2 separate regions of the Homo sapiens genome follow, and region 1 is linked to region 2. A link is a loop called in an ENCODE intact Hi-C map of the cell type or tissue named here. Cell type or tissue: left ventricle myocardium inferior. All regions are shown on one strand. Links, peaks and the distances in the headings refer to the core of each region. The heading gives the core; the rest is flanking DNA.

What was found. Hi-C counts contacts between places; a loop is a spot of excess contacts. Peaks named below come from ENCODE experiments on the same cell type or tissue, not always from the same donor. Only the 100,000 strongest peaks of a DNase experiment are listed, where the experiment ranks them.
Region 1: a loop joins it to region 2, with 2.3 times the contacts of the local background. A loop is called at or near these places in 71 of 110 quality-filtered maps.

The regions. Positions count from the first base shown.
Region 1 is chr6:142,941,106-142,944,036 of GRCh38, reverse strand. All of the region lies in intron 1 of HIVEP2 (HIVEP zinc finger 2), which reads left to right. Among named protein-coding and RNA genes, the nearest start is that of HIVEP2, 2.6 kb to the left of the region's middle. In left ventricle myocardium inferior, for the core only: a CTCF peak has its summit at 1,044; no DNase peak of the experiment used is centred there; H3K4me3 peaks cover 350 bases; H3K27ac peaks cover 890 bases.
Region 2 is chr6:142,893,705-142,896,635 of GRCh38, reverse strand. All of the region lies in intron 1 of HIVEP2 (HIVEP zinc finger 2), which reads left to right. Among named protein-coding and RNA genes, the nearest start is that of HIVEP2, 50 kb to the left of the region's middle. In left ventricle myocardium inferior, for the core only: no CTCF peak of the experiment used is centred there; no DNase peak of the experiment used is centred there.

The DNA of each region.
Region 1 (2,931 bases), core at 105-2,604, 48 kb before region 2:
AAGCTTGTAACTAGCTACACCAAGGGAACGGGGGCACTTTAACCTCGGGAGTGCGGAGAAGAGAGAGGGTCCTTAATCAAGACACTTGGAGGAGAGAAGCAATAATGTGTGGGCGGCGGATGGGGGGCGCTGGGGATGACTTCGAGGAGACCAGAGGAATCTCTTGATAATAGGTTTCACTGGAGGCCTTAGGACACCTGTAATGGCTTAGCATTCACACAGGAAGTTGTGTGTGCAACTGACATTGCAAAACCCTTATTCTCTGCAGAGTTATTTAGGCCTAAAATGAATATAGAAAGGCTTGTTTCCTGTACTTTCATTATAATGGAAAATTTGAGCTGATTTTTCTCCTTCCTTTTCTGCCATTTTAAAAATAACTCAATTTACCTCCAAATGAATATTGGTACTCGCCCCCAACCCTAAAGCTGGACCTCAATAATTCACAAGAGATCTGTGTTTTTCTAGCATACCCAGAGCCCTAGTCAAGGGCTATTGATTTTTCTCCTCAATACAGTTGTTTCTTTTGTAGTGCATAATCAAGCCCAGACATTACTTGAAATATTAATAAGATCCATTTTAATTAAATTTGCAATGATCTGTCCTCCTAGAAAAAGGCCATTTAACTTTATTAGAAACGTTTCCTCCAGTGATATAGTAATATTTGGTGATATTTGCCCTTGAGCAAACCAAGTTATTTTAAATATTTGCACATATAGATCCCATATGTTTGCTACATATGTAGCAAATGTCTCATTGCTTTTTCACCTTATAAGAGTGCCAGAAGCAGAATTTTAACGAAGTAGACTGTGGAATGAGTAGATTGGGTTTGATTTTTAGGATATAGGCCAAATGGTTTATCAGAACAGAAATGTCCTTTCTGTGACTAAAGTGGGTATCATTTTCATTATTAAGAGAAAATTCCCTGTGGAACCCTAAGGAGTCATAGTACCAAATGACAACTGTACATTTGCATTGTGAGCTGAAAGGGATTTACCAGTATTTACTTAATGATAGTGTGTTTGTTTCAAGTGTCATAATCCCTTTGACCACTAGGTTTGAAATATGCAGTATATTTCTTATATACAGAAATGTATTACAATGATGAATCTTTTGAACATTGAGACAATTTCTTGCGTCGAGCATAGGTCGGGTATAAAACAAAATTTGCTTATTTGCATCTGTATTTTTGTTACAGTGACTGTATTTTATGTGGCTAACTTTATTAGAGATGGCTTATATTTATACAAGGGTATTCAAGAGTAAATTGATGTGTGACTGATTCGGGGACAATTTTGGGAATGGTGGTATATTAATGATCTTACAAATGTAAGATCTAACTGATTTTTAACTGGTTAGATCCTTGTAGAGGTGTTTGGTAAAATACCACTAAAGTACATAAAACATTTCTATATTCCTATTTAACATGGAATGTGAAAAATTTACTATGTGTATATTATCACATAGGAAAATAATTCTCTTTGATTACATTGAAAGATTAAGCAGCAGAATATTTTGATTGATCAGGCTCCTTTGCATGAGATGTGTTTGTGAATGTTCTTGTTACCATGAAAACAAAACAGAGGACAGTATATAGGGAGACGTTCCTTGTGGAGTAATGGTGCATGTGTCTGCTTGAACTTTTGGCACTTTGTCACTATTCAGAAGATCTGTTTGACTCTTTTATGCTGATTTAATTTAAAATGAAAAATCTTATTCCAGAATTTGCCATTTTTTTTTTTCAAAGCAGGGCTCATTTTAACAGCAGCAATAACAAATAACTCTGTGTTGTACACTGTATTGGGTTTCAGCTTTTGAATTATAACAAGTACACTATTTGGGTTGGGTTTCAGTTTTTAAATTATTATCAGTAATTAGCTAAAGTCAATTTGAAAGCTTCACATAGGAAAAGTAATTTTAAAGAATGATAGAAAATGTTAGTTGGCATGAGTGAAACTATAATCCATGAGGATGTAAAGTAATTTAATAACTGACATGTAATTATTATCAGAAGGGAAAAGTGGCTAAGGTCAATCGGATATATGGCTGTGGATCAGACAGGCTGCTCATCTCCTATTTGTTAAAAATAAACACCGTTTTCATATTTTGGTATGTGATCAGCATCAGCGGAACTCTCTGTTGGTCTATACATTAGTTCTGTAGGTGGAGAAACGGTTCACAGTTTAAATATCTACCTGAAAATTTCAATGATATGCTTCCAGTTCATGGATTTATATGTGAATTCATCATGAATTCATATTTTTGGCTAAAACTTGGTATTTAACTGTTACAACTTTTAAAGTGATATTATAAAAAGGAGCAGAGGAAGTTTGCTAACTCAACTTAATGAAATTAAGGTTTCATAAGGAACTTCAAACCCATCCAGAGTGTATGGATTTGCTTTAACCATACAGGCAGATCCTTTATTAGTATGGAGCTAAACTTTAGTGAATATTCAAGTGAGGGCTGTACTGTGAAACCTGTAGGATTTACAGTGTTTGGGATGAACACAGAGGATTAAAGGGAAATAGGAAAACTTTATGAAAATAAGATCATGTTTATTTTAAAGTAATTGTATGAGAAGTAGTATTTTCTCTTTGTTCCTGGTATTTGGTCACAATCAAAAGCATTGCTTTCTGTATGATATTTATGGCAATGCTTATGAAAAAGAGGTTGAGTAAGCCAGTATTTGTAGCTATGAGATGCCACTAACTAATTTGGGAAAACATTTTAGCATTTTATTATTGTGTCACAACTCCAAAATCGTCGTGGGAAAGAGGATAACACAGGTTTCTTAGTCTGTGCAATCTTTGGCTTCTCTGAGATGGACCGTGAATATCGACATTAGATAGACACAGGCCTAAACTGGCTTCGTGACTGCATTTAGAATAGAATCAGAACTGCCTGATATTTGGGTCACTATTGTTCTAGGCC
Region 2 (2,931 bases), core at 308-2,807:
GAAAGGCAAATTTATTTATCTGGAAAAACTGGATAATATTGACAAAAATGGGGAACACTTGGAATTGTCTCTGAAGGAAATGGCAGAGAGTGCTGAGCAGAGCATCCTGGAATGAGAGGCCGACATTCAGAGGGCTCCACAGAAGTAGCCCAGCCTGTGAAATTGGTGCTTTTTCTCAGCCCCTCTAGATTACATAGGGACCGAAAAACCAGTGAACCAAATTGAGTGTTTTTTAGGATGGGTATGAAGGACAAGGTATCAGATGAGTTGGGATGCTGGCAAGACAAAGGGCAAAGTGGTTCACAGTGGAATTCAGAGACAATAGTGAAAGAAACCCAGAGCAGGAGGAGGAGGAAGATGGTGAACTGCTGGAATTGAGGAACTGGGTGTCTCCATAAGGTTGAAGAACAAACACTAAGTGTGAAGATTAGGAAGGTAGGTGATGTGACACAATTGACTATATTAGCCTCTCTTAGAGACCCACATATAGTAATCTGAACTTCCTGTCAGGTTTTATGGACAATAATCAAACATTTCAGCAAGTGACATCTCAAAAAAGGTCACATTCTAAGTTTTAGCTTATCTCTTGCATTGTTAGTAATTAAATAATTTCTATTAAATGAAAACTTCTGATGAAGTTTTATTTGAATGTTTTTCTCTAACATCGGCCATTAATTGGTTCAATAAGGTAGTTTTTAATAATGAAGGTTAATTGAGGGATGCAAATGGTCAGGTTTTATATGAAAATGAAACACCAAAAATAAAAATCTATTGCTTCGGTAAACTCAAATGAAACAGGTTGGGTGCATTTCCTAAGCCATTCATTATCTTTGGAGGCCTGGTTTGATCCACTCTCTATTCTCTAGTTGTGTTTCCTGGCTGCTACACATTGAAATAAATAATACAGTGTGTTAAAATCTTTGGTTTAAATTTAGCACATAAAATGCCCCATATTGTGTGACACTCTCAGCTGAAGTCTAGAGAGTGAAGTTTATGTTTTTATAAAACTAGCACATACACACTGCTAAATGAAAAAGGCTTCAATGGAAGAACCACTTACAGGAATCAGCAGACTGAAAATCTTATGATTTATCCCAGTATGTAGAGAATTCACCTTGGCAACTTGCTGAAAAAATGTAGATTTGGAGCCCCAGCCCTGGAGATAATGATGTGGATTGCCCATAGACTCAACTTTGAGGAACCTACTCTTAAGCATCTAGTTTTGGAAGATTGCTATACATACCATCCTACATCATTTGACCAGGAAGGAAAAAAAGATGAGAAAATAAGATGAAGGCAAGAAAAGAGACAAAAATTTAAGTCCTGAAAAAAACATTTCTACCAGATTTTTATTGTTTAAAAAAAACCAAAATTTCAGTGGATGCTAGATAGAATCACAACTGTAAGACAAAACAGAAAACAATGTGAAGTGTACAAGACTGCACAGAAAACATATCAAGATACTGTTCAAGAAGAGGTAACTGGCTATAAATTTAAAGTTCAAGTGTTAAAGTTAAAATGTAGCTCTAAGTTTTATTTTCCCAACAACTTTTAAAATTGTAATGTGATGGATGTGCTACTTGTGATATTTTTGGTCATGGAGCAGGACTGTTATAAACAATTAAATTGGTTTACTTAATTTTTCTCCTGAATACCAATTCGTGCCAGTGAATTATCAAGGCGACTTTCAATTTCCAAGATGATTTTCTACTGGTCCCAGCGTTGTTGTGAAGATGAATTAAGGTCTGAGGACAGTGTCTGGCATATTATCAGTGGGGACAGTGTAGTGGAGTGGTTCTGAACACATGCTGTGGATGCCGGAGACCCTGCGTTCAAATGACTGCTCTACCACTAACTAGCTCTATGCCCTTGTCCAAGTTAACTTGATTTAGTTTCCTCATCTGTAAAATAAAAAAAAATTAGTGCCTACCCATAGAATTGTTTTCCAGGAATAAAGTAGTAAATGTAAAGCACTTGGAGCACTGCAAGACACGCTGGACACTCAATAAATGTGATCTTGAAACATAACTTCTGTTGTCAAGTTCACTGTTAAAAGTACCTTAAAGTTTTTAAAAATTATTATGTAAAATAGGGACATATAATTTTATAAAGTTACAGTTGTCTTGAGCTTTATTCAGTTTAATTTATGGATCATCTACTTTTAAGTGCCATAAGGTACTCCAGGCTATAAAATGATGAGTAAGATATGGCCCCTGTGCTCTTGAACAGTCAAACTTTGGGAAGTTAACCTGTTGACATGGTTTTCTTGAGTAGGTATTATGCTATGTTAGGAAATAATGTTGAAATTAATTAAAACTATATTTTACAACACAAGTAAAAGATAGTACCTGAAAGACAGAAGGAGAGGCTAATAATATATCGTCCCTTGATATATTATAGATTGTAGCAGATCACACTAGAAAGATGCTGATATTTTTCCTGAGCTGGACTTAATACAATGGATGGAACACAGATATGACATCATAAAACCCAGCTATTAAAATGGCAACTCTACTATTTATTGATTATATAACTATAAGCAATAGACTTAACTTGTGCCTCAGTTTCAGCATCTGAGAAACAGGCACATAGCTACCTTGCTCAGTTGTTAGGATGATTAAGTGAGCGAATGTTTGTGAAGATGCTTTATGAACTATAAGCTTTTACGCATTTGTGTGGCTTTATCATGATTATGTAATATGGGGCTTGTGGATTTCTGAAGAGCCATGGCTCAGAAATGAACCCTTAGAATAATATATTTTAAATAGGTTTACAGAGAACTTTATCATTCTCTGTAGAATTACCTATAAACCAATAATGGATGGATAACATGCTGCAGAGATTAGGCTTCCCTCCCCCCGAAAAATGCAGGTGAAACAGGTTAAGAGGTTACACACTGACTTTAGGGCAGAGTTAACAAGTTGTAGAATA